Linked DNA regions of Mus musculus: regions 1, 2, 4, 5, 6 and 7 are each linked to region 3. A link is a loop called in an ENCODE intact Hi-C map of the cell type or tissue named here. Cell type or tissue: heart. All regions are shown on one strand.

The links. Hi-C counts contacts between places; a loop is a spot of excess contacts. Peaks named below come from ENCODE experiments on the same cell type or tissue, not always from the same donor. Only the 100,000 strongest peaks of a DNase experiment are listed, where the experiment ranks them.
Region 1: a loop joins it to region 3, with 4 times the contacts of the local background. A loop is called at or near these places in 8 of 42 quality-filtered maps.
Region 2: a loop joins it to region 3, with 5 times the contacts of the local background. A loop is called at or near these places in 12 of 42 quality-filtered maps.
Region 4: a loop joins it to region 3, with 8 times the contacts of the local background. A loop is called at or near these places in 13 of 42 quality-filtered maps.
Region 5: a loop joins it to region 3, with 4 times the contacts of the local background. A loop is called at or near these places in 9 of 42 quality-filtered maps.
Region 6: a loop joins it to region 3, with 4 times the contacts of the local background. A loop is called at or near these places in 6 of 42 quality-filtered maps.
Region 7: a loop joins it to region 3, with 19 times the contacts of the local background. A loop is called at or near these places in 20 of 42 quality-filtered maps.

What each region holds. Positions count from the first base shown.
Region 1 is chr8:32,375,506-32,379,505 of GRCm38, reverse strand. It overlaps a transcript of Nrg1 not described here. Among named protein-coding and RNA genes, the nearest start is that of Gm22140, 190 kb to the right of the region's middle. In heart, no CTCF peak of the experiment used is centred here; no DNase peak of the experiment used is centred here.
Region 2 is chr8:32,288,001-32,292,000 of GRCm38, reverse strand. It overlaps a transcript of Nrg1 not described here. Among named protein-coding and RNA genes, the nearest start is that of Gm22140, 100 kb to the right of the region's middle. In heart, a CTCF peak has its summit at 1,672 (motif pointing left); no DNase peak of the experiment used is centred here.
Region 3 is chr8:32,007,012-32,011,011 of GRCm38, reverse strand. It overlaps Gm26578 (a long non-coding RNA gene), which reads right to left and starts at 1,071. Exons shown (of 3, transcript XR_870305.3): 1 at 1-1,071. It also overlaps a transcript of Nrg1 not described here. In heart, CTCF peaks have their summits at 1,292 and 2,341; a DNase peak (open chromatin) is centred at 1,341; H3K4me3 peaks cover 3,455 bases; H3K27ac peaks cover 2,391 bases.
Region 4 is chr8:33,182,743-33,186,742 of GRCm38, reverse strand. No RefSeq gene overlaps it. Among named protein-coding and RNA genes, the nearest start is that of Gm33281, 35 kb to the right of the region's middle. In heart, a CTCF peak has its summit at 1,970 (motif pointing right); no DNase peak of the experiment used is centred here.
Region 5 is chr8:31,212,001-31,216,000 of GRCm38, reverse strand. The region is part of intron 3 of Fut10 (fucosyltransferase 10); the gene reads right to left. It also overlaps the pseudogene Gm8051. Among named protein-coding and RNA genes, the nearest start is that of Fut10, 27 kb to the right of the region's middle. In heart, CTCF peaks have their summits at 597 (motif pointing right) and 1,870 (motif pointing left); no DNase peak of the experiment used is centred here; H3K27me3 peaks cover 656 bases.
Region 6 is chr8:31,370,336-31,374,335 of GRCm38, reverse strand. All of the region lies in intron 1 of 7420700N18Rik (RIKEN cDNA 7420700N18 gene), which reads right to left. Among named protein-coding and RNA genes, the nearest start is that of 7420700N18Rik, 4.6 kb to the right of the region's middle. In heart, a CTCF peak has its summit at 1,785 (motif pointing left); no DNase peak of the experiment used is centred here.
Region 7 is chr8:32,213,706-32,217,705 of GRCm38, reverse strand. It overlaps a transcript of Nrg1 not described here. Among named protein-coding and RNA genes, the nearest start is that of Gm22140, 30 kb to the right of the region's middle. In heart, a CTCF peak has its summit at 2,380 (motif pointing right); no DNase peak of the experiment used is centred here.

The DNA.
Region 1 (4,000 bases), 370 kb before region 3:
TGCTTATGAAAATGCCAGTTATAGTCTTGCTCCCAAAAGCCTGAATAGAGGGATCAGTAAACAACTGGAAATTGAGGCTAAATGGAAGGCTGATGTTTATCTACTCATGTTCTGTTTAGAGAAAAGCATTCCTCTCCTATGTAACCTTTCATAATCCACAGGGCAGAAAGCTGTAGCTTAAAGTAAAGCAGCCATAAAACCCAACACTCGGTAGCCACTCAGGACGAATGAAGAGAAAGGTGAGTTAGCGAAGAATCACCAGTCCGCAGAAGCTATACCTCATCCTATCTCTTTCCAAGTCGGAGGCTGCGCAAATATGTCTGAGAGCAGTTTCCCTTCTGCCGAGGAGAAAGATGTACATGAACATGAAACACTCAGAATCCACACAAGAAAAGTGTGGGAGGCAAAGCCAGTTGTGTGCTATTCCTGTCTAAGTCTCTATCTGTGTTAGAAGTGTTACCCTGTTCCTTGGGGAATTGGAAGGTGGAAACATAAATGTTGATAAAATACTTAATGATGCTGAGCTTTGGAAACAGTTTACCCTGGAACTGTCTTGCTCTTAATGTGCCGTTCCTGACACTGTCACTAACCACAGGCAGGTGCTGTGAACCCCTTTTTTTCTGTAATAAAAAATTTTCTCTGTTTTATACTAGGGAGAAAATAACAAACACACTAAAAATAATGAATAATTGGCACCCAAAGGGGAAAATAAAAAGGAGGAGTTACTGGGCATGGTGACACACTATGTGTGATCCAGCAGTCTAGAAGCTGAGGCAGGAGAACCTGAGGATCAAGGGAAGCTAAGGCTACACAGCATGATTCTGTCTCAGAAGCAAACAAAGAAAAAGGCAGAGGATGTTAACAGGGTTTGCTATTGTTGGAGGTGGTGTGTGCATATGTGTGTGTCTTTGTGTGTGAGAGTGTATATATGTGTTTGTGCATCTGTCTGTATCCATGTGTGTCTGTGTGTGTGTATAAGTGTGTGTTGTGTGTCTGTCTGTATCCATCTCTCTCTCTCTCTCTCTCTCTCTCTCTCTCTCTGTGTGTGTGTATGTGTGTGTGTGTGTGTGTGTGTGTGTGTGTGTGTGTGTGTGTGTGTGTGTGTGTGAGAGAGAGAGACTATGTGTACATATAATCATGTTTGCCCTGGTTTGGATTTTTTTCAAGGCACGGATTTAAAATAATCAGCTGCCTTACTTAATAATAAATATAAGTAAAATTAAATAATTGCTTTGAGCTAATTGGGTGGATTGTTTTGTTGTTTTGTTTTATTTTGTTTGTTTGTTTGTTTGTTAAACATTTAAAGTCATTTTCTTGACCCACAAAGTCAAGGATTAATCTTTTAGGGATTTTGTAGAAGAAATAAGGAAAGAGAGCAGCAAAGGCCTACTGTGTGCGCTTCTTCGTCCTGTGATGCTTCTGTGATTACCTTGGGCAGTACACTTTATAATTCCAACTGAGGGGGAAGAAAATGTTTCCAATGGAGCGCCTACCCTTCTAATATTACCCAAGCACAGAAGTAAAATAATATTTACCACAGCCCAAGGTTTGTCTGCTTCTGGAGTTATAGTCATAGCACCACAGTAGGACAGAAGACATAGGAACCTCCTACTTTTGCATAAAATATCTCAGCAAATGCAGAGAAAAGACTATTCTCTGGCCCCGGCAAGAGTCAGACCAAACAGGAATTGACAGATTTACTCTGGCTCTGTACTTGAGTGATGCTGTACTTTTCAAAAAGTCATAAATATTTACATTTGCCTTTTGTTTCTCACTCACTAAATCCTGTCCCAGTTCTCTGGTTAAGGAGTGTGCGTGAGAGGCTCTTTGTAATAAATTATGGTGTTTGTGGATGAATGGATGGAAAGACACGTCAGAGATAATGTAGTGTCAACTGTTTTGCTATTAGCACAATAGGCTCTCTTTATGGAGTGGAATATTCAAATCCATGCACCAGTGCTCTTCCAAATAGAGAATTTGTTTCCTGTTTTCACTTCCAACTATCTTTTATTTTAATTAATGGCAGTGCAGGTTAATCATCCATCTTACAGCTAAAGGAGTTTTACAGGCTCGTAACGCTGTCAGACTCCAGGGTATATAAATGAGGAATAGAAAGACGATTTTAGAGAAGTGGATCTTTTTTCCTCCCTTCTTTCTTCTTTCCCTCTTCCCTCCCTCCCTCTCTGTCATTCTCTGTCTTTCTCTCTCCCTCTCCTTAACCATGAAAAGACCATGTGAACTAGGGACTTCCATTGATGGTGTGTGGTTTCACTAACTGGATTCCGTCCCAGAACATCTGTCAAATTCAGATCTGACTGATGTTTCATTTCAGCATCTCTTCGCCAGGAGGTCTCTTTTTTTGGTCTGAGCATCTGTGGTTTGGAATCAGTGGTTGGGTTACTTTTATAACCAGCTGTTTAAGGGGTGGGTAGATATAAGGAAGGAGTAGGGGTGCGGAAGGCCCTGAATTCTACTGCTTTTCAAATTCTGTGGTATAAATAATTCCATGGCCAATTTCAAAGTCATTATTCTCGTTGTATGTCACTGGAGCTATATAGCACGCTGCAAGGAAGAAGGCCATAACAGGAACAGTTGTTGCTCAACTCATATAAGCTGAGACGGGACTCAAGGAACATTAGTTTGGATACCTAAGTGTTGCGTTTTATTCCTCAACAGATAATAATAGATGTTCATGATAGAATTCTGGAGATACATTTTATTTTGTCATGTATCTCATTACTAATGTTCTATAGAAAAGTAGATTTCTGAAAAATCAAGGACTTTACATTATTATATTGTCTCCCGTTGGCTTGAAAATTAGATGTTTACTATGTTAGTATGTTTTCTTGATTAAGAAATTAAGACAGAAAGCCATTAAGAGCTTTCCCCCAAGGCAGTACAAGAGTAGGCTAGAAATTTTCTAATTAAACAGTAGTAGTTTTGTTTGTATTTTATCACAATTTAATCATAATTATTAAAAATTTGATGGGAAAATTTGAAAGCCTTCAAACAGACTTGTGTAAGGTTCTTTTCTATTTGGCAGAAATATATTAACATGATCACCCTGGGGATTTAATAAAGTTTGATGTAAAATTTGTTGAGGTTTATAGACTATAGTGTCCTATATCATGAAGTGCAGTATATGTTTACATGTTAACCATTTATATTGAGTGAACTGGGACAACTAATGTCTTCAGAACTATCTTCAACTGATGGCTTCACAACTGTGTTCCATTTGGAGCCTCCTGGTTCTTCTCTCAGTCCTTCATAAAATCCATAATAGGTTTTGATGAATTCTAGACTGTGTAGACAAATACTACAATGTAATCCTTTCTTCTGTATTTGGTACCTATTGTCAATTGCCTGCTCTCTGTCTCTGTTGCCCATGGTTACCTGCCTGCTGTCCATCTCCTTACCCTTTCCCACTATTCTACCTTCAAGTTAGCTTTGGGGATTTACCATTACTACTACTACTACTACTACTACTATACTACTACTACTACTACCACTACCACTACTATGACTATTATTATTATTATTATTATTTATCATTATTATTATTACTGTTGTCTTGTTTGGCTGTTTTGTTTTTGTTTGTTTTCCACACATAAGAATGAAAATGCAATATTTGTCCTACTTTTTTGTGACAAGCTTATTTCACTTAATAGAATGTCTTCTAGTCCTGTACATATTGCTACAACTGATGGAATCTCATTTTTGATTTATGGGTAATACTCCACTGTATATACTGGCCACACTGTCTTTGTCCATGTATCTGTTGATAAGCTGACTCCATATCCTGGTTGTAATGAATAGGCCTGCTATTGTCTCTTTGATATGGTGACTTCATTTCCTTTGGCTGTATTCCCAGAACAGAATCACTGAATCATATGGTAGATTTAGTTTTAGGGTTTTTTGAGAGGTCTTTGCATTGCTTTCCATAATGGCTGTACTAATTCCCATAACAGAGGTACACCGGCTGCTTATTCTCCACATCTTC
Region 2 (4,000 bases), 280 kb before region 3:
TCACAATTAAGCAGTGTACCTTGGAACACACACACACACACCCCTATCTCCCAGGCCACAAGGAAGAAAATGTGCATATGAATGTATATCTTTTCTGTAATCAATATGCATGAGTTTTCACAGAAGATTTGCTGGAATTTTTCATCAATTCTTTACCTGACTCCAATATGCTCACTTAAAACTATGTTTTAAAAAAAATCAGATTTAAAAAACATAAGCTAATGGATACAAAAGCAGTGTGTCCTGGAGTCTTTAACTCTGTCTCCTGAGTTACTTCATTTCTCTTCTACCTCTAGGATAAGAGTTTTGCCAGGAATCAGGGTTTATAACAGTCTACATAACTGGTTAATTTTCCTTTATGTTCTTGGCTTAATGTATAAATGAAATAGCTAACTCTTGGAGAGATAGAGAAAACCTGACCCACTCTAAATTCTCTCTGTGCCCTGTCCCCCACCATACCCAGGGCCAGTCCACTTTTCCAGAGCTGTGAGCCCAACCTCTGTCTTTTCAAGCCTTTCACTGTACCATATGATAGGGAAGTTCTCTTCTCTTCTCTCCCTCCTTCTCAGCCATCACACTTGGCTTAGATATTTTCAGGTCCCCTGAAAACAGATTTTCACTTGCCACGATTAAATAATGGTATTTTAAGGAACCCACCTGGTCAAACAAAGAGGAGATAGACAAAAGAAAAAAAAAAGAAAAAAAAAGAAAAAGAAAAGGAAGAAAAGAAAAGAAAAGAAAAGAAAAGAAAAGAAAAGAAAAGAAAAGAAAAGAAAAGAAAAGAAAAGAAAAGAAAAGAAAAAAAGGTTTCAGAGACTGATCCCTGAGTCTGGCTCATTATAGATTCTATTTCCATTTGCTGGTGACAGGCTCGGCAAATAAGCAGTGTTGCTGACCAGAGAACAGCCTGTCTGTGAGGCATTCAGTCACAGAGAAAAGCAATGGCCTTCTCTCACAGACGCCATGTTTTGGAAATAGAAAGCCGTCTTGCTATTTGTCCTTCTTTACTTCAAATATCATATAGATAAGAGAAACAGGGTCAGATACTGTATTCGTTTTGCAAAAGAAATCATATTAAAGTAACTCGAGAATAACTAAGTAATACCTGGGGCTTGCAGAAAGAGTACTACAATTTCTGATTACTTGGACAGATATTTTTTAAGGGTTTAAATAAATAATTTCCCCTAAGATGATAGACAACTTAGTCTAACTAAAAAATGGCTAGTGTGTTATTTCTTAATGGCATAAAGCAAACCTGGACTTCTCTCGACTGTTTTGCAAAGAAATAATACTTTGCTGTGGTTAGATTTGGATCTTAAAACCTAGAAACCTACATCTTTTTGCTGCATAGTGTTCAGTGAAAGAATATCAGGTGAGATGTCTGTGACCTTGTGTAAGTCTCTTCATCTCTCTGAACCTAGGATTCCTGGTTTGGGGGGGGCAGTTTTTGGTTTGTTTGTTTGTTTGTTTGTTATTTGATTGAAAAGATAATGATAATAATTGAGTTATCTCTCCAGATATTGATAAGTTTAAAAGGGCCTGTATAAATAAACATGCTTGTGTAACCAGTGACACACACCCGATCTCCTGCATGGAGTTTTGCATCTTCTTAGCTGTGATCCAACTCAGCGGGCCTCATCCTCCTCAGCTGTGTGTGGTCAGGTTGCCCTCTAGTGACTACACACCATAGAGACCGTGGGTCCCACTGAAGTCTTGAGAAAAGGAATTCGTGGAGTCTGAGGAGACTAGGGAAAGTATTAGCAGAAATGTATGCACTCACAGGCATCAGAACAGCAGGACAGAATAGCAACAGTTTACCATGATTGAGGGACACGATGCATGGAGTAGGAGCAGTGGAAAGGATACAGCCGAGACATAGCTGTAAGGGACCAGTCTGAGTCTGAACTGCTTTGCATTCTGTCCAGCGGTCCTAAATCCCCACTCCTGTAAAAAGCTGTGAGCGAAATGACATAATGAAAATCCAGGGTCGCCAAAGTCCCTTCCAAGTTCAGGATTCTCTGGGTCATCATAAGATGAGGAAAAGAAAAATAAAATAAACAATAACTGGAACGAAACGTGAAGGAGACTCGGTGAATGATCTGCCTAAAGGATGCTCCGTGTTTGTAATGAACCTGAAAGGGCCTCAGTATCTCGGGCTCGCAGCATCAGTGTGACTCCGTGGAGGAGACAATGTGGAGGCTGGCCTTCCTGCTGGACTGCAGGAGGCAGAGCATAAATTGTACAGTGTGTTGGCATCCTTCCCAAAGGCTCAGCCTCAAATTGCTTTCTCTTGGACAGCACAGTCTACTTGTCTAATGGAAGTAAGTTCTCTTAGAACTACCCAAGACGCAAATGATCTTTCTGGGGGTGAGGAGGAGTCTTTAAATCTGCTCCCCATTTAGAGCCGTCACAACCCTGTATGGATTATATATATAATCTAGTTTCCCTAAACCAACTAGATGTTAAATCAAAAGGTAGTCAGAGTTCACAAAACAATGTAAATAGTTAGAGACCCTCATTGGGCTCGATAGACTTGTGGTTCTCAGCCTGTGGGTATTAATCCCTTGTGTGTGTGTGTGGGGGGTGTTGTCAAAAGACCCTTTCACAAGAGTCACATATCAGCTATCCTGCATATCAGATATTTATATTACAAATTATAAGGGTAGCAACATACAGTTATGAAACAATAAAATAATTTTATGGTTGGGGGTCACTACCGCATGAAGAACTGTGTTAAATGGTCAAAGCATTAGGAAGGTTGAGAACCACTGCTCTAGATAAAAGGATGTCTCGTGGATGAGAACTTGAAGCAAACATCTCAGTGATATAGCACTACCTAAGGAATATCAGGGTCAGAAGGTGTGGACTTTCATTTCCATATAGACAGTTGCCGTTTACAAGTAACCTGTAATATTCTACCCTTATCAGAGCCTCATAAGTAAAACAAAAAAGAAGATACTTATTTATATCAATCAAATATTTGCAAAGTGCTAGCATGTCTTCTAAACTATACTGAGGTCACAATGCAAATTACCTTAGGTCCCTAAAGCACTATAAAACAATGAGGGGTTTTTTTCCAGCCAATTAAAAGCAGCATATAAAATTGAGGTTTAGCTTAGGAGCCAGTGACCCATGGAGGCCTTGGAATTGAGAGCCATTGGTCACCAAGCATTCTCATCCTGGGAAGTGCAAAATCACCCAAGTACCATAAGCTTAAAGAGCTGTCCATTAGCACGTGGCCAGCCCAGCATTACAGCCAGGAGCAACCTGCATCTTAAATATGTTCCTCACCTCCTGGTGCTCAAGCCCCCTTTTACCCAGAAGTGGGGGAGAGACATGAACCCTGTGTTTACAATGTAGGGAGCATCTTGTTGCTTTAGCCCAACCCTTCCCAGGAGTTCCAAAACTGTCTCATAGGGGCCACCAGGTGGCAGTTAGGGCAAATGGTTTCAGCCTTTGTTTTTATTTTTTCCCCCAACCAGGGAATCCTGAGGTTTACTGGTGAGGAAGCAGAACTTGGAAATGAAAACTTAGTAGAGAGCTGGGACTGTGAGCCCTGCACTTTGTATTTTGCAGAGACCATACTTCACACGTTCCTTATGGCAACATCTGGTAAACATATTCTTTAGACAGATGAAGACAGACAAACACAGGCAATAAAGGATGTTCCCCCGTGTGGAAACTCTGGAACATGCCATGAAGTGAGTGAGGCAGGGGGATTTCACTAACTAGCAGTTTAGGGTCTGGGCAGCCTCGTCAACAACACTTCTGAAACCAGATAAACCATGTTTCCTTTTGAATCAGAAAATATATTACTATACCTTAACCTCCTGAATGTTAGGATTAACAGTGATTGGGCAACTACTCTTCTCAGTTTGTCCTTTATTCCCATCTGTATTTCAGAATGAATGTTAGAAACATAAATGCTAGAAAAAAATTTTTTTTGCACTTGAACTTAGCTAATGGATAAAATTAGAAGTTATTGATTTTATATTCAACT
Region 3 (4,000 bases):
GAGCTATCTTAACAATTGCACCTATCTTACAGAGTTTGATTCTTAATCCAACGAAAATTAAAGTAGGATGGAAGCGATTCTTAAGACGATTTAAAATGAACATCTTTGCCCCGTTTTCCCTTCCCACCCATGTGTGACAGGTGTACTCTGGATTTCACCTTTGTTTAAATCGTGGCAGCCAGAGAACACAGGGAAAGCTGTGGACAGCCACGGGTCTGTTAGTATTAACTCCAGGAAGCGAAAAGGAAGGAGCCAAATCACTCTGAAAGTGGGATAGCTGTAGAATATTGATCGTTGGTGCGAGCTGTTTCTCGACCACAACTCTATACCATCAGTAAAAGAGCAGGCTAAGTTGGCCACAACTGTGTGTGTGTTGATGACAGCATCTGTCTCTATGTGGAGACCATTGTGAATCACTCCTTGGTGCAGATCACTCTGGTCTCTGACTATTCCTTAGAGTTCTCCACCTGGATCCAGGAACGCTAGGATTCACTAGCAATTCTCAGAAAGTCTAATGGGTGTGGGAGGGGGCTGGTATTACTGAACTAAGGGTCTGCACTACAGTTCTACGGCCCCAACCCCCCCCCCCCCCCGCGCATCTGACTTGTACCCATCCACACCGTAGACATGTTACTCTCTATGGTGAACTATGGCTCCTCAGTTCTTTTAAAACTTAAGCTGTAGTAAGAGATACGTGTGCTTGGGAAGAAGCTAGAGTATTTTTTTTAATGGAGATGGGAAATCCAACAGTCATGCTATTTAGCACGGGAAGGCAGACACATGCTCAAGTGGCAGATGTACGAAGTGCAAGCTGTCCATGCTTGAAGTTCACAGAACCCTTCCTGGGTACCTCAAATTCCCTTCCACTCCAGGCTGCACCTTCGCTCTTAGTGCCAGAGGGAAACTTCCCTAAAGCAAGAGAGAAATGAACTCTGAACCCTTCTGGGAAATAGCAACTGTTCCTTCCCCCTCACCGGGGCTCCAGGTCTCCAGAGCTTTCATTATGGGGCAGGTGCTACGGTTGCAAAGTTTTCTCCATCCCTCCCCCCGCCCCAACACACACACACACACACACACACACACACGCGCGCGCGCGCGCGCGCGAGCAGCCCCCCTACCGCCCCCCCCCCCTTTTCAAGGCTTGGATCAGCCCCGCAGCCTGCCAGGGACTGCGAGCACCAGGGTCGCCTTCCTGCCTTCCTGGCCTCTCCAGACTGCTCTGTTCTGTCCCGCGGCGGCTGCGACTTTGTCAGCGAAGCTTCCAGCGACCCCTGTCGGGAGTTCCCGGCAGCCGCTGGGCTCCGCCGCCCCTAGGCTGGCCCAGCTGCCAGAAGAAAGGGGCTGAGCCGTGATCGCCCAGCTCAGGCTCCTCCCGGTGGCGTGTCTGCGCCTCGGGGTGGGGGTGTGGTGGGGAAAGAGGGAGGGGGCGAGGCGAGGGGGAGGGTGCGAAGGAGGCGCCTGCGTCCAACTTGCGGGCAATTGAAAAAGAGCCGGCTAGGACTTCCCCAAAACTTGTGGGAACTCCGGGCCGCGCCGGCAGCAGGAGCGGAACGCAGCGCAGCGGCGGCAGCTGCCGGGAGATGCGAGCATAGACCGGACTGTGAGCACCTTTCCCTCTTCGGGCTGTAAGGGAGCGAGACAGCCACCGGAGCGAGGCCACTCCAGAGCCGGCAGCGGCAGGACCCGGGACACAAGAGTAGCCCCGAGACACCCCCAGACGTAGCGGGCGCTCCAGGTGATCGAGTCCACGCCGCTCCCTGCAGGCGACAGGCGACGCCCCCGCGCAGCCCGGCCACTGGCTCTTCCCTCCCGGGACAAACTTTTCTGCAAGCCCTTGGACCAAACTTGTCGCGCGTCACCGTCGCCCAGCCGGGTCCGCGTAGAGCGCTCATCTTTAGCGAGATGTCTGAGCGCAAAGAAGGCAGAGGCAAGGGGAAGGGCAAGAAGAAGGACCGGGGATCCCGCGGGAAGCCCGCGCCCGCCGAAGGCGACCCGAGCCCAGGTGAGTGCCAGCCGCTCCGCTGCTCCCAGGCGGGCACCTAGCCGCGTCCCGTGTGTCCTCGCGCAGCTCTCTTGGCGCCCAACCGGGTCCCCGAACTGCCGTGCCGGCGCCGCCTCCACCTGGTGCCCGTGCGCTGTGCGCACCCCGAGATTGCTGGCCGTTCCTCCCGGGTCCTCTGGGTCTGCCGTGCGTCGCGCTCCCGGGCTCTGATCTCGGACCCCACGTTGGTCGCGGAGCCCAGCCCCGGAGTGCGGCTCCGATTGCGGGATCTCTACCGGCTGCGCGTGCCCTTCGGTCTGAGGGCTTTGAGCGGGCCCCGTCTGCCCTCTAGCGAGAGAAGCGGGAACCGGCTCCGGGTCCGAGAGCCTGCGTCCCGCCGCTTGGGCCCGGGCTGCGCAGAGGGTGGTCGGGGAAAGGGTGGCGTGGGCGCCCGGGCGTCGGCGCGGTGGGCGGAGGGAAACGGTGGACAGCCGCCGTGCGAGCCTAGGATCGCCCTGATTGAGTGCGGTGATAGGGAAACCCAGAGCAACTGAAAGGGATTCCTAAAGGTCAGCGAAGCACGCAGAACCCGGCCCGGTGCCAAGATTCAGGTCGGCTCTGAATAAATTTGGCTTTAGCTGTTCAAGCTTTCAGGACTACTCTGATAAAGATGACTAGATTAGTTTCCCAAGAGACACCAGAAAGGAACAATTTACCCCAATTTTTGAACCCCATTGCTTACGGGTTATATATAGAATGAAGGGGGGGAGGTTAAGGTTTTTCCCCCCCCACCATCAGAGCGCAATGTAAATGACAGTGCCACCCTAGATATCCCTAGGAAAGGCTATTTCACTGACTTGGTCAGAGGAGGCATGAAAGGTTGCCTGTGACCAAAACTTGTTAAAGAGTCGCTAAAGAGATGCTTCAGGGGTGGTGCATGAGAGGGTCTTTACCCTCCTTCTGCAGTCCCCTACGGTTGATCTGGATGCCTTGTGTCTTTTAGAGCATTCCCCACACACATATTATGAAGTAGTTCAGGGAAATTACCCACACTTGTGCAGTCTGTGTCTAAAGGAGATAAGCAGAAGCATCTGCTCCGCGCAGGAAGAAAACAAACCGCGTTTTCTTAGTGGGCTCCTTGGACTCGCTCAGCGTTTCAGAACCTGGATTGTTGGCAGAGACCCTAAGCAAGGTTTAGAACAAAACAGAAACTGAACAGAGAGTAATTGTTTAGCCACTGGCCGCCCGTTCTTGTGCCTGCATAAAAGGCACTGCTGATCAGTTTTCACCTTAATTACCTCGCATGAGCCTTCCTGAAGGTAGAGGGATGTTTTCCTAATATATACTGTGTATTTTGGAGATTAACTACAACATTTTTCTCAACAAAGTATGAAACGGGGATCTGGAGTCACCATAGTATTTAAAGAGACTCAGAACTGTAAAGATATAAAGAACTTTCTGTTTCCCTTGTCACCACTTGTGCCTTTTATTTACTTCAATTGCTTGCACGGGCTGCTTACATCAGTGGTTCTCAACCTGTGGGTCGCGACCCTTTTGGCAGGCTAAAGGACTCTTTCGCTGGAGATTCATAATAGTAACAAAATTATAGTTACTAAGTAGCAACAAATATGACTTTATGGCTTAAGGACCTGAATCAAAGGGTTCAAGAATTAGGAAGGGTTGAAAATTGTCCTAGATGCTCTCCTGAGTTAAGATGGGGTGGTGGTCTGATTAGCGACCCTTTCGATGGCACTCTTCTCTCTCAACAAGGGCTAAGTCTACAACATACCTCGGATGTTTTAGTGAAGGCAGTGGTTCAGGTGGGGAGAGGTTAGGAGAAGTCTCAGGGCTGTCTGCAGTCCTGACTCACCAGGTGGGCATCTGTCTCAGGACTACCTAATGTTCTTAGAGGAGTCTAGAGTTTCTTTGCTTGGCTCCCTTGAGTCTTTGTAGTCAGTCCCTCCACTGTGACTCTCTCTAAACCAGACTCAATGATATTTCTTTCCCCATTTTCCCAGA
Region 4 (4,000 bases), 1.2 Mb before region 3:
ATTCCTATTGGATAGGGACCAGTTCTTGTTCTTGGTACTTCAGTGGCAGACAAACTACTCTGTTGGCCCTGTTCAAAATTGGTAGAAAGATGTTTCTCCCATTCATACATCTCAATGAAAATACAGGGCCCTAATGGGAGGAGGTCTGAAAAAGCAGCTCTTTTTTTTTTTTTTTTAAAGTTTATTTTATATGAGTACACTCATAGCTGTCCTCAGACACACCAGAAGAGGGCGTCAGGTCTCACTACAGATGGTTGTGAGCCACCATGTGGTTGCTGGGAATTGAGCTCAGGAGCTCTGGAAGAGCAGTCAGTGCTCTTAACCGCTGAGCCATCTCTCCAGCCCTGAAGCAGCAGTTCTTATGCAACCCAATTATTGCTTAATGACAACTTGAGAAGCCATCAGCCGTTTGGGTGGTAGAGTTTCACTGACATCTTAGAGTTCTGACTTTTCTCATGGTCATATATTTGCATTTATTAAAAACATGCCAAAACCAGAGGGCAAAAATATGCCAAACCCCTGGATTTTGACCAAGAAATTACTCAAATACCTTTATTACATTACTTATTAGATTTGAAAATGTGTTCTCTGGTCAAATCATATCCACATTGTAGCTTCAGTATTTATACTGCTCGAGAGTGCCCCTTCCTCACGTATCTGCAAGTGTTTCTGTGTTTACACACATTGCCCGACACAGGTTTGCCTTATGAATATTCACATCTATGGTTTCATTCTGATCTTTGGTCCAACTTGCGTTTGTGGTAAGGAATATTTTATTTTCTACTTCAAATTATGCCAAGTGCCATTGTCTAACGTAGCTTACTAACCATGCTAAATTACTGAAAGAGAGTAGGCAACATGGCTCATATGGAAAAGTCACCTGCCACAAGCCTGGTGAACGGTGTTCCGTCTCCTGTAACCACATACATGTGGAAGGAGGTGACTGACTGACTCCAGCATCCTCTGACCCGTGCTGGGGATACATAACACAGAGAAAGAGAGAGAAGGAGGGGGGGGGGGAGAAGGGAGAAGGGGAGGGGGGGGGGGAAGGGGGAGGAAGAGGGAGAGGGTGGAGATATATACAGAGACGGAAAGACAGACACACACACACACAGAGCAGATGACTGAGAGACTAAGAGAGACAGAGAGAATACATTTAAAAAATATATGCAAGAATATATATGCAAGCAGAAGATGGCCTAATCGGCCATCAATGGGAGGAGGGGCCCTTGGTCTTGCGAGGAACATATGCCCCAGTACAGGGAAATGCCAGGGCCAGGAAGCGGGATTGGGTGGGTTGGGGAGCAGGGCGGATGAAGGATAGCATTTGAAATGTAAATGAAGAAAATATCTAATAAAAATATATGCAAGAAAACACGGAATAGTGTGGAGGAATGCAGATGGAAAAAGAGGGGGACAGAAAAATAAATTAGGGCTGTAGTGACAGGGTCACAGTGAGAAACAGAAATCCAGGAGTCACCTTCAAGGGGTGATGTGGGATGGACTTAAGATTGTTGGATATGTGTACCGTGGGCTCCCATGTCTGGATCACGTGTCTGACCAGAAGATGGGACACATTGCTGGGGGTACACGAACCAGAGAAGGAAAGTTTGGGGAAGAAGAATGTGGGAGTTTATGTGCCCTGTGTGCTTTTAATGACCAGGAACGGGCTGACTGACAGGAAGACTCTCAGCAGGTCCCTTAGAGCTGAGAAGGTGGAGGAAGGTGGTGGGTGGGTAGTTTTGAGTGCCTGGCACCAGGCAGAAAAGGAAGCTAACGTGGCCCGTCCAGCCTTTTCCTACAGTTCTACCTACCGTCCCACCATTCATCTGCCTTCTCCATTCTCCTCAACCGAGAAAGCTGAAGGGAAGCATGTTGTAGGATAAAGTTTTCTGGAAATAATTTCTTGGCCTGGAAGAAAAAGTTCAATTAACAACTGCGTACTGTTCTGTCGCTGAAGTTCCTATGTTAGCCACTAGATGGCAGGCCCCGTTCACAGAAGTACACAAACTAAGCCACAGAACTTTATTTTTCTTTTCTTTTTTCTAGGGGATTGGGGGGATTGTTATAGATGCCAAAGATTCTGCCCAGAAGTGAGAGAAAAGAAACTTTAAGGAGTTACCTTTTTACTAAACAATTAATTTGGGTATAAAAATTTTGATATATACCGTATATCATGAGCGCACTGTCTTTTTAGCCCTCATTTCTTTAATATCCGTGCGTTGAGACAGGAAGCCGGGTGTGGTGGCGCACGTCTTTAATCCCAGCACTCCGGAGGAAGAGACAGGCAGATTTCTGAGTTCGAGGCCAGCCTGGTCTACAAAGTGAGTTCCAGGACTACACAGAGAAACCCTGTCTTGAAAAAAACAAAACAAAACAAAACAAACAAAATGACAGTAATCTATAATGATTAATTTAGACGATTAACTTAGACAAGTGCTAAAATAACGGGAGAGGTCCAATGCTATACTTCAGCAAGATAAATTATTTTTCCTTTTGAGGGCCCATATTCTTTTGAGGGTCGTAGTTTTGGAGAGAGGGAAGAAGTTGAAGGGCAGGCTCTGGACTCAGGGCTCAGATTGCTGTCAACATTAGACCAGAACTAGTGTGTTCCTGGGCACTGCTCCCCCATCTACATTTGGGGTTCTTCATCATGAGGAAAGTGACATCATTAATTTGTACTTATAGCTCTAGTGCTAATCAAAGGATACATGTGTCCAGTGCCCTGGTTTTTAGTAGGCACACGTGAAAATGAAGGTGATGGCAATTTTGAAGGGTGCCAGAAAGGCTGCCGTTGACAAAGGCTCATGTTTTAGGTTGTCACTGGGAATGTGTAGAGTCTCAGAAGCATTTTTTTTTCTTAAATAAGAAATGTTGGGAATAAGCCGTTCAGAGATCAGGCGTGACAAGGTGTGGTGCTGTGTGTAGGGGCTGAACAACTCTGTGTGGCTCACATTTCAGTGTTACTTCAGTGCAAAGTTCTAGGGAGTTGAAGAAGCCTGGAGAAAGAAAAAAAATTTTCTTTATTACTTCTAGTTGCCTTAAAAGCAAGCAAGCAAGCAAGCAACCAACCAACAAAAAACCAAAACAAACACAAAAAAGCCCCAAACCAACAACCAACCAACCAACCAAAAAAAAAAAAATCCCCGTGTTTATATGGGAATTAGAAATATCTATTTAAGGCCAGGCTGTGTAGGGCACGCCTTCAATCCCAGCAGTTGGGAGGCAAAGGCAGGCAGATCCCCGTGAGTTCAAGGCCAGCCTGGTGCACCTGCAAGGGATTATCTAGATTAAGTTAATGGAGGTGGGAAGACTCACTTTAATTGTGGGTGACAGCATTCCAGGGACTGGGATCCTAGACTGAATAAAATACTGAAAGCCATGGAGCAGTAGAATTCATCGCTCTTTGTTTCCCGACTGTGGCTGCTACATAAAGCGAGTAGCTGCCTCCCACTCCTGTCGTCATGGTTCCCCATTCTCACAATGGACTGCACCTTGCAACTGTGTGCAATGAACTCCTCCACATCGCTGCCATCCGGGCATGATGACATTCTATTGCAGTAACAGGAACCGGAAGTAACATGCCATGTTCAAACACGAAGGCCACCAATTGCACAGCGCCCTTTAGTGTGCTGTAGGTATTCTCTTCTATGGACTTAAATAGTAATCATATCTAAAAATACTCACACAACCAGCCAGAATAATATTTGACCAAATATCTGGGCTCTGTGACCCAGCCAAGTTGACAATCACCACACTAGTGAGACTACCTATGTCTTTATATTTAATTTATGGTATTTATAAGGAAAAAAAGAGTTAAGTTTTATTTGTGTTTATTTTCCAAGTGTTTCAATTCTTATCTCTTATTTGGAATATTTAACCAGGGAAAGTTTGTTGTAACTACTTAAATATTTATGGCTAAATTTTTCACTCTATTTGTTTTATGGTTTACTAAAGCATCCTAAGGTCTCTCTCAATTTCCCTCCTGGCTTATGTGTCT
Region 5 (4,000 bases), 800 kb after region 3:
CTTTAGTAAAGCTCAAAGCACACATTGCACCTCACACAATAATAGTGGGAGACTTCAACACACCACTTTCACCAATGGACAGATCATGGAAACAGAAACTAAACAGGGACACAGTGAAACTAACAGAAGTGATGAAACAAATGGATCTGACAGATATCTACAGAACATTTTATCCTAAAACAAAAGGATATACCTTCTTCTCAGCACCTCATGGTACCTTCTCTAAAATTGACCACATAATTGGTCACAAAACAAGCCTCAACATATACAAAAATATTGAAATTGTCCCATGCATCCTATCAGATCACCATGGACTAAGGCTGATCTTCAATAACAAAATAAATAATAGAAAGCCAACATTCACGTGGAAACTGAACAACACTCTTCTCAATGATACCTTGGTCAAGGAAGGAATAAAGAAAGAAATTAAGGACTTTTTGGAGTTTAATGAAAATGAAGCCACAACATACCCAAACTTATGGGACACAATGAAAGCATTCCTAAGAGGGAAACTCATAGCTCTGAGTGCCTCCAAAAAGAGAAGAGAGAAGAGAAAAATAAAAAAGAAAGATGGAGCAGGCGCCAGGATGACCACCAGGGGGCGCGCGGACGGTTCTAAGTTCCTGTCCCTTTGTTGGTACTTTGAATATGTCCGGGATGGCCCTCAGCCGACTTGTGCAGGAAAGGAAACCTTGGAGTTTCCACACTTTTGGCTTTGTGGCTGTCTCGACAAGGAACTCTGATGGTACGATGAACCTGATGAACTGGGAGTGTGCTATCCCTGGAAAGAAGGGGACTCCGTGGGAAGGAGGCTTGTTCAAACTAAGTAGGCTTTTCAAAGATGACTATCCGTCCTCACCACCAAAAATGTAAATTTGAACCACCACTGTTTTCATCCGAACGTGCATCCTTCTGGCACAGTATGCCTGTCTGTCCTGGAGGAAGACAAGGACTGGGAGCCAGCTATCACCATCAGACAGATCTTAAGAATACAAGAACTTCTAAATGAACCAAATATTCAAGACCCAGCTCAAGCAGAGACCTACACAATTTACTGCCAAAGCAGGGTGGAATATAAGTAAAGGGTCCGAGCACAAGCAAAGACGTTTGCCCCCTCATAAGCCGGGGCCCTGGGCTCCATGACGAGGAAGAGATTGGCTTACCAAGAACTGGTTTACAACCTTTTGCAGCTAAGTCCATCCGTACAGTTACTAGTCATCTGGGAGGGTTAAGCGGGCGCAATTTTGCATTTCCGCCATTGGCATATCCAGTCTTTTGTGGTTTTGATTATTAAGTAAAACTTGTTTTTATTTTAATAGTGATGTCAGTATTTCAAGTGCTGTAAAGGGATAAACTTTTGTGCTTGGTAAGCCCCTAGCAGCTAGTTTCTTCCAGTTGTGCTGGGACGCAGGCATGCTTCCCACTGTTCAGAGCTCTGGCTTCTATCTGGCTGTGTGACAGAACCACACTGCCTCTCCTTCCCTACCCTCGCCCTTTTCAGAAACCTGGGCTGTTGCTTATGAGCCTCAGATCTAAAGTTGGCCAGCATCTCCACCCTGCACGACTTCCTTTGTGTTTATATGGCATTCTGTCTGTGTTGCCCTTTAGAGTAAATAAATTGTTTATGTAAAGGTTTAAAAAAAGATAAAGTTTGACTTTGAACATTAGATCTAAATATTAACTAGATAGAATTATCAAAATTCTCATCCTAAAATACTTCTGGTAGCATAGACACTAACACTTTTTATTCCTTTGTGTGATAAAATGAAGCTTTAAAGAGTGATGCAAGAACACTTTCAAACATAACTGGAAGAATAGAAATCCTTGCTCCCTGACCAGCGTTAACCCGTGCATACTGCCCTCTAGTGTCACCTCCTGGGAAAACACCCTGAAATTTGTGTATGAAGCTCACTTACCAGATCCTCCATCATCTCCATGTGCTCCGTTTCCTAATTCTAGGTCCCAGAATTTGACTAGAATAATTTCTTTGACAGTATATCTTCACTGTGGTCTCTTCCAAAAGGTTTCACTAAAGCATCCTGAAAATTAGCTAACTGGGAGAGAAATGTGTTCTAAGTCCCCAGCAAATACTCCTTCGGTTGGAGAGCAGAGCCCTTTTGCCGTTCTCAGCTCCTTGTGAATCGACAGGTGTTTTCCAAACTAAAAGCAGAGTAGGAGAGAAACTTAACATGACTCAGGGCATGTGCACAGAGAACGGAAGGTGCCGGTGGCAGCAGCCACTTCCACGGCTATACTGACATCTGCAGGCATCTGAAGAGCAGCTTGCTGTCACCGTTAGTAACTGCTTGATCAAATCTACCTAATAAAAACAAGGCAACACAGATACTATCCCGCAGGTGATAATGGGAAGGGGTCACAGACAAGTCATTCCTGCGGGTGAAAATGGATAGTAACAGGCCACACTAGTGCAAAGAAGGACAAAGACGGTGTTAACGACAGATTTACCACTAGCGTCTGTGAAATTCTTCAGCATGATTTAGTACTTGATAGAGTCACATATCTCTCCCTTGCCAAAAGCACTTGCCCGTGCTCAGTTCTCAGCTGCTAAGGTAACAGAGACAGTGCTGGGCACTGCCCTCAACTCTGCTGGCTTTCTATCTTTTGAGATGATGCTCTTCCATCCCAGGCCACAGACCTCCTAGCCACACGGGCTCTGTGGACAGTGAAGTCAGGGACCTGGGCTAGGGTGCTCAGGCATAGCAAGCCAAAGCCTACAGTGTAATATGTGCAGTGAGTGCAGGGGACACAGTGAGGGCATTGGGTACTGAGGGGCAGGAGAGACAGACAGTGAGAACAATGGGCCCAGTGGGCACAGTGGGTGCAGTGTGCAGTGAGCGCAGAGGGTACAAAGGGGTACAGTGGGTGTAGTAGGGTCAGTGGGCTCAATGGAGGCAGTGTGTGCAGTGGCTGCAGGGAGTGTAGGGCTACAGTGAGTGCAGTAGGTGCAGTGGGTTCAGTGGGGCAGCGGGGACAGTAGGAGCAGTGGAGGCAGAGGGCACCGTTAATGCAGTGGATGAAGTAGTGGGAGCAGTGAGTGCAGAGGGTGCAAGGGGATAGAGTGGGTATAGTGGGGTCAGTGGGCACAGTGCGTGCAGCGGAGGCAGTGGGTGCAGTAGAGGCAATGGGTGCAGTGGGCACAGTGGGGGCAGTGGGAACAGTGGGCATAGCAGGTGCAGTGGGCTCAGTAGATGCAGTGAGAGCAGTGGGCACAGTGCATGCAGTGGAGGCAGTGGGCACACAGGAAGCAGTGGGTGCAGTGTGCGCAGTGGGTGTAGCAGGCACAGTGCCTGCAGTGGAGACCATGGAGACAGTGAAGGCAATAGAGGTACTGGGGGTATGGAGGGTGGGCGTAAGAGCAAGCTCTCCTGAGGGGACTCTCTCCAGAGGACCTCACAGAAACTCGGAATAATTCTAAAGCTGGTTCCTGAGCTGTGAGCTGATAACTCCTTTCTCTACACGGGGAGCCACTCTGACCAAGAAACCCTCCCAAAATGTTTGCTTGTTTCCATATAAAATCAAGAGGAAGGTCCTGACAGAGTTCCCTTTACAGGCCAGCCACACAGAGTGTGGATATCAACCTAAATACTTCCCAGAAACCAACACACACATAATTAGGGTAACCGTTTCCAGCGCAGCTTTTCTGTGTGTGGTGCTGGGGGTGGAACCCAGAGCCCTCAAGTGAGCCAAGCTGAACTCTCCACCTCCCTCATAAAAATGTTAGTCCTCGTGTAACACAGGAGTAAAAAGAGACCATGCTCTCCTTACACAAGAAGAAGCTTTAAAAAATGTGGGGGGAGTCTCCGTGTCTTCTGAGTACATATCAGAAAGACAGATTTGTAAACCACGAGGCTAAGGTTAAAATTCAGATTAGCCGCCTGATGAATGGCCGACACTTACGACTGTAACCCGCAGAGCAGAATACATCCACCTTTCAAATGCGTTAAAGTGTAATCTTACCAGACAGACTTTGTTGTGTCTG
Region 6 (4,000 bases), 640 kb after region 3:
TTTTGTACTAATATACACTGGTTGCAAAAGAAAAAAAAAGAGAGAGAGAGAGACAGAAGGGATGGCTCACTCCACTGGCTGCTCTTGCACAGGACTTGGGTTCAGTTCCCAGCACCAACAGGGCAGCTCATGACCATCTGTAACTCAGTCTCAGGAAATGGATCCAATGCCTTTTCCTGGCCTCTGTGAGCACACAGTGCACAGACATGCAGGCAAATAGACACACATAAAATAAATCTTTAAAAAAAAAAAAAAAAGAAAGAAATTCACGATGGCCCATTACTTTCTAAATTCAACAAAATGGTTCAAGTTCAATGGTTTCATAAATATATTTAACCCTCCTTCTCCTAAGGAAACTCAGAGTTTGGATACCAGCCCTGTTGCTTGGCAGTTATAGCTTTGGGAAAGGTCAACTTCTATACAATTGAGATAGATAGATAGATAGATAGATAGATAGATAGATAGATAGATAGATAGATAGATAGATAGATAAATTTATTTCTACCTCATATGGTGTTATGAAGATTAAATGGCATAAAATATCCAAAGTAGTTGTAACTATGTCTACATTCTAGAAACTACTCAGTCAGAAACACACAATTTCTTGACGTGGAGTTTTCTAAAATGTCATTTCTCTCCAGGAGTCTTTTCCCACACCATAACCCACTGGTCTCTGGGAAGAATCTCTGAGTGAGCCTAACAACGTCCTATACGGATGTGAAACAGTACCAGGCAACTCACTGTTGCAACAAAACAAAACAAAGTGACCGTTTGTGCTGTCTCATTTCAATGGCAGATCCAAACAGTATCTGTGCCACTTCTCCTTCGGAATTCTAAAAATGTGGAAAGCCCCAGTAATCAAACACCCTAAGAGAATGACTCAGCTGAAAGCCTGGATCTGCTCCAATCTAAGATCTGAGAAGACCTAGCTTATGCCCTGCCTCTGACACACAGGGACTTTCCTCCTGCCTCTGACCTGTGTCTTGTAACTGACCTTCAGCTTCAACTTCACAGCTATGTGGTCAATGTCCCTTGAAATGTCCACTCAGTCTGAATCAATTATTCATCAGCTTCCTAGGTGGTGCTGTGATGCAGTTGCCAAGTATGCCCTAATAAACATCTTGGTTACAGGAATGGGTTCGGTCTGACAATGCTAGAGTTGCATATATCCTTTCCAGGCACTATTATGGGCAATGATCCCCTCACCCCCACCATCACCACCACTTCAATGGTCAGTTAGTTTTACTGGAATGCTGTTGCTCTGTTCCACCTCAGAGAGCTGGAGACTTTTGTAGAATGGACAAATGTAAAATATCTACACAGTCTTGCTTCATGTCCCTCCAAGGGAAATAGGGGTCTGCTTCCAAAATACATGGACTGCAGCATCTTGGAGGCTTTAGTTGGAGAAAGAATAATGGCCTTCCTCCTGGGAAATTCCTGGTGAATTGGCATCATTGGAATTTCTTCAGCCAGCTGTCTTAATGACCCATACACCCCCCCCCCAAGATATCACTGTGTTAATTATATAGACTGAGCATATTTGAGATGATAATAATAGCATTACCCTCTGTTGACATGTCATTTCGGTTTCCTCTTACCTTTTGCACTATATATGCACATTGGAGTGTATGTCTGCGGGTGGGGGGTAGGGTGGTTGTATTCAGGCTCAAAAAAGTCTCCACAGTATATAATCTGTTCATTTTGAGTCAGTTACAGCCTACTCCTTAAATCATTTCCTTAATTGGTTCCTGATCTCCTTACTAATCACTGGCTGATGCACAATACTGCCACCTTCAGGTAGTTCTAGGAAATACCATTTGATAAGGGGGAAAAAATGTTAACATTGGTATGAGGCTGGAGTGAGTACCCACAAGAAATGGACAAAACAATATTTGTTTGCATTGCAAGCTGGGAAAGAAAGGACTGTGCTGTTGGGATGTCCCAACAATTGTGAGGAGGGAATTTTGGTTGTTTTAAGGGAAGCAAAGTAAAAGCAGGCATTTGTGAGAGTTCTTGGGGGTTTCCATGAGAGTGGGATGAGCGTCCCAGCTCCAAATGCTTAAGGAGCTGCTACTCAGAAATGAAATGTCAGCTGGCATAGCTTTCTCACTGTTGGCCACACTGCCTGAGATATGTGTGTTTCTGCGGACGTGCTTTTTGTCACCAAGGTCACTTTGAGGTCCTTCTGCCTCCTGGTTTTCTTTTGTGTCTGAATGTCACCAGTGTTCTTTCTGATGATCCCACATTAGTGTGCAATCAAAAGACATTTTTGTCCCACTCAGTGGGACTGCAAATGAATGGTGCAGCTCACAGAAGCCTAGGAGCATTTTGCTTTGATCTCTAAGTAGCTCAGCCTTCCAATGGCTCTGACTCTATCACGGGCACGTTCTGCTCAAATGTCTGCGAATCGGTGACAGCCATTAAACAAGTTGGAGCAGGCTCTCTGGTTAGGCACTGGCCAGGCAGGCTGGCCAGGAGCAATTCACCTTCAGCATGCTTTCCCCTCTTTCCTGTCCTGTGGAAGGTCAGGGAGCATCAAACCTGCCTCCCAGGCTCCTCCCACTCAGAACAGGTTTAGTGCAGCTACTGCTGTGCCCCAACTCTGGCCATCGGAGAGGATGAGCTTTTATTATTTTCAAATAATCTGTTTATCAAACTGTAAGGTGTTAATTATATTTCTTCCTTTGATGCATAGAAGACGATCAGAAATCCCAATCATCTCCCCCTGTTTTGTTCAGCTCATGCGATGTTACTATAGGTAAACATCTGCTTTCCTGGCTTTCTGTACAAAAGCTGATTTAATATGACCCACGAAATCCAGACTGCTCGAAACTTCCAAGCGACGTTTTTGGCTTCCCTTGATCATTGATCAGCACTGTCCCTGAAAGTGAGTGTTGAGCCAGCCAGCATAATGAGGGGAACAGAGGACCCATGGTCCTGATGGGAAGGGAAGGAACTTTCTACAAAGCAGAAAAGGGGAGACCTCAAGGGAGAAGATCAGGGTTTTGTCTAACCAATTACACTCTCATCGAAGAGTATTTTACACACATATCTGAAGTTCAGCCAAAAACTCGACTTGTTAGCTTTTATATTGACTGCTTTCTGGTCTAAGAATGTGTGTAACAGATAGGAGGGAGGATTACAGAAGGAAGAAACGGGAGAGTGAGAAAGAATTGGAGAGGGGGGAGAGGAGGAGGGAGAGAGGAAGGGAGGGGAGGGAGAGGAAGGAAGGGGAGAAAGGGAGGAAATGGGGAGGGGAAAGGAAGTGGGAGGGAGGAAGCGACAGGAGGGAAAGAGAGAGGGGAAGAGAGAGGGGAGGGAGAGAGAGAAGGAGGAAAGGGGGAGGGGAAAGGAAGTGGGAGGGAGGAAGCGACAGGAGGGAAAGAGAGAGGGGAAGAGAGAGGGGAGGGAGAGAGAGAAGGAGGAAAGGGGGAGAGGGAGGGTATGGGAGAGAGGAAGAGGGAGGGGGAGGGAGAGAGCTTAGTAGAAACTAGTATCTAAGCAGTATGACTGGCTATATGACTCTCTCAAGTCACAACCCCAGCCGCACACAGTGCTGAGACCAAACAACTCGGCCAAATGATCATTGTTTATCTTTTACATAAAAAAAAAAACATAAATCACTGGTTCTCTAATAAAAGAGGATGCTGAAAGGCTATTAGAGAACAGAATATAATCTTATAATGGCAGATAATTAGCTTGAAATATGTCTGGTACAGCAGTTTAGCTGAAGGATTAAAGGCTATTGCAGAGAATTCCAGCAAACCACAGTGCTCACAGTGGCAGGGTGAAATGGTGCAGCAGAGGGGAAGTGTCTTTCTCCCTGTATTACATTTGTCTCAGCATCCTATTCTGAATGCCTAATGTGTTTGCTTAAACTAATGACCACACTGAGTGCACTTAGGAGGCATAGTTTGAAGATTTGCATTTTAAATCTAGCTGACCCAGTCTCTTAATTGTTATCTATGTTCTGCATGAAGGCATTTTCTTTATGTACTGA
Region 7 (4,000 bases), 210 kb before region 3:
TGTGCAGTTTTCCCTTTTGCTTTCGATTACTGAGTCTGTGCCCAGCAGCCAAAATGGAATTTCAAGTTTGCTTGGTTTTTCTACTACTGAGTTGGACATCCCAAAATGTATTAAGCATTTATCCTTCTGTAAGACCGTGAAGGGACAATGGTAATAGGTAGATTGCTGCTCCTAAGGTCTCAGTTGAACTTTCTTGGGCAGTGGTTCTCAACCTTCCCAATGTTGTGACCCTTTAACACAGTTCCTCATGTTGTGGTGACTTCTAACCATGAAATTACTTTCACTGCTACTTTATAACTGTAGTTTTGCTACTGTTATAAATTGTAATGTAAGTATTTTTGGAGCTAGAGAGTCCAGGTTGAGAATCGCTATTCTAGGGCATGATGAAAGTAGCAAAGGAGGTTTGTACTCATGCTGTGACTTTCTACCAAGAGAAAACTGTGTCCTATTCAGTTCCTGGAGGCTTACCTAGAGACTCCCGTGGTAATGCACATGAAAACAGAAGCCAAGACACAGGGCCTTGTATAAGAAGCCAGTGGCTAGATGAAGCATGTGTTGAAGAACTGTATTCAGGGGTCACAGCATTTGAAAAGTTGAGAACCACTGCCATAAACCTTGAGTCATAGACTAGGAAAATGCCTGTTTCCTAATCAACTTTCCATCCTATGATATAAATGCTTTGTAAAGGCCCAGGAATTTTGCTTACTGTTAAATCCCTGCCACCTCATGTGTTGGTGACCCACACCTGACAGTACCCATTCTTACACTGCAATGCTGTATATATCTGTTTGTTGATCTCTATGAAAGAGTCAGTCCTGACATAGATAACAGTATCTGGGAAATGCATGGACTTGATACACTCATCAAACCAAAGAAACCATGTACAAGTGAATCAAGACTGCATTTGCCATTGAGCCAAGGGGTTAAATGTGCCATTTCAATTCCAGCTTTACTGACATCCTTTATGTGGTCTGTGTTTCCCTGGAGGGTGCAGAATATAGAAAGCCACTGTGGACAAATCTGAAAGAAGACTGTAAGCCGACATAGAAGAGTCAGAGCAGAAATACACAGCAATCTTGACAATGAAGGTTGTGGAGGCACTGGGGCATCCGTCCATTTTCATCCTGGAACTTCTGTGAAGGACGCTCCATCTTGGGGTTAGAGAGCCCTAAGAAAAGCCTGGCCTGGGCTTTGGCAAATGCAGATTCCTTGAGAGACCTGGTAGCAGGGAGGCAAATTTTACCTCTTTTTTTCTGACTTGGAAAAGACAAGCAATTCCTTTCTCCTTTCTTTCCAGGTAGGGCATTGGCTTTTCAGAGCAATGTTATGCAAGGTCCCTAGCCAAAAGTGTGGCACCCAACATCACCCTCTCTTTACCTCACTTTGATCTGAGGCTTGAAACTCCACTCATCACAGGCTTACTGGGATTGCCAGCGCTCCTCTTTCAAACACATTAGGAATCTTAAATGATTTAGTGGAATCTTTCTGAGACAGTTGTATCTGAAACAGACTGTTCAGGCTTGCAAGGGCAAAAGATATTCTAAAAGAGAAACTTCTAGAATAATATTCCCAAACAGAGTATTGGGTCCCCTGAATGAATGGAAGTAGAAAGTCACAAATAGGGTAACCCCTGGTGTGAGTCAGGCGAATCGTGCCCTATTTGTACAAAGTGGTAAATTCTGTTTGCAATAAAAGTACTAGCCTATTTTTTTTTAATTCTAAACAAATATTTCCCTCCGCTAGTCAGCTGAATTAGTGGGAATGATGCGTTCTCTTTCTCTGTAGAAGTCTGTAAACATATTTCCTCAGTGGGAAAAACAGAGCTATCTGGAATGGAAGAAGGGACTGGCATTTGAAGCTTCACCGTAAGAAATGATTTTTTTCCCCAGCATTCAGATTTGAGTTTTAATATGTTATTGGCTCTGGGAATCAAGATGCCCCAGAGTAAGTATGTATGAACAGGCAGAGATGTGCATTTTAAGCGTGTTCTTTGGGGATCATAATCAGAACATAGGCATCATTTAAGGAAAGGCAAGGAAGACGACTTTCTTATGTTCTGCACAAGTTTTCTATTAAAGATACCAGATGCTCATCGTTGAGAAAGATACAGCCTCCTCTCCTTGATTAAAAATTAAAGCAGAGACCTCAAATGCTCTGATTTAATAACCTATCATTTTTAAATTTTTTCCCTGCAGTTGTTTTGATACAAGAGTTAGAAATCATGAGGACAGCCAGCTTAAAACTGCAGAGCACAACAAAAGGCAGGAATGAGAATAGATAAGGCCTCTCCCAACCTTAATTATCTCCTTCAGGAAGAGGTGCTGTGGAGATTGTTGCCTGCTACAGCTTAGCTGGGTAACTGTTAGCAGTTGTGAAGCCTGCTTTCCCTGAAGCAGTAGAGGGTGCTATGCGGACGTAAGTGAGGAGATGCTGCATTTCTTGTCAGGGACTTAGGCACCTCTCTCTCTCTCTCTCTCTCTCTCTCTCTCTCTCTCTCTCTCTCTGAGGCATCTGCTCTTCACAAAAAGAACTGAGAAGAGGAGAAGAAGAAACGAGTCCCAAGGTTATACTGAAGGACACAGCTGGATTATTCACTCCTTAGAGAGCACAGAAATAAACCCTTTTGCAATTCTGGTGAGGTTTGGCATTTCTAAGTACTTGGGAAGAGCTAAGGGTGTGGGCAGCTTTAAGAAATGATAAGTTTGAGAATTTCTCTGGAGCTTAAGACTGAGACTTTAATCTGTCTGAAAGCAAGATGTAAAAATTTGGAGTGCAGTAATGCTTGCAATTACAGGAGACTTTTTGACGAGCGATGAAGTAATTCCTATAATTTCATTAGTGGTTTTTTTTTTTTGTTCTCTCTCCCTCTCTTGCTCTTCAAGTTTTTTATATTTTATACATTTGATGACAATCCAAAATCTTACCAAGATGGATCTGAAATACATTCTGACAAAATTATCCTGAGTTCCTTTTAGAGGCATCTATTTCAGAGCCGGCCAGCCCTCTGCCACTAAGACTCCTATGAATTCTTTAGCAGAAGGAGACATTGACTCTTGGAGGTTAAGGAACCCATCCAAGTCAGCCAGTTGGTTCACGGCAAGTAGGAGATCCCAGTATCCTTGTTCCTGGTTCAAAGCTCTCCCTGCCCTAAATCTTAGCATTTCATATGGTATTCTTACTGCATTCTGTCCTTTGAGAATGTAGTATTCACTGATTTACTCGAAGAAGTCTTGCCCCGTTCTATGATGGGCTGAGAAGGAAGCTAAACATCACTCCACAGTTCCGTATACAGCTTTGTACCCATTCACACCAATGTCAAGTCAGCCACCTTCTGTTCAGCTGCCTTTTCCTGACTCTAAACCCCCGGCTTCGTGACTGATTTCACTATTTCGTGTCAACAGTAGAGTAAAGTTCATCTGACTCAGAGTAAGGGAAGTGGGCCAGGTGGCCAGGGTTGTGTAACACCTTCCTCACTTGAGACAGGGCAAGAGTGAAGAGCCGAGGCTGCCTGCCATCACTGATGCTGCACACAGAGGTGAAAAGTTCAAGGTCCCAGAAAACCCCTAGGCTGATACCCGCCGAAAAGCTACTTTGATTCTCTGAGAGTGAGCAGAGATGATGCTGGCAGGAGAACCATAAGGTGTTCTCTTGGTATGCCTTCCCTGATGTGACAAAGCAGAAGAAACGGGGGTGGGAGGGCAGGTGCTTCCAGAGACATGGCGGAGACAGGACCAGTCACACCCTGGTCATCTCATAAGAGTGAACTCCTCGCCTGCCAATCTCAGAAGATGAAAGCCGTGCAAAAGTTTGTAGTGTGTCTGTGGGGATGCACTTGGGAATTATTCCTGGACTGCACAAAGTATATGGAGTCTTAAATCCAACCACCTCTGTGAGAAGCAGAGGAGACTCAATAAACTTCATGAACAGGCAGGAAAGAGTGTCTTCTTTCCGTGTGTACGAAGTATCATAATCGGGGAGTGCTCCAGCAGGGAACAGCGAC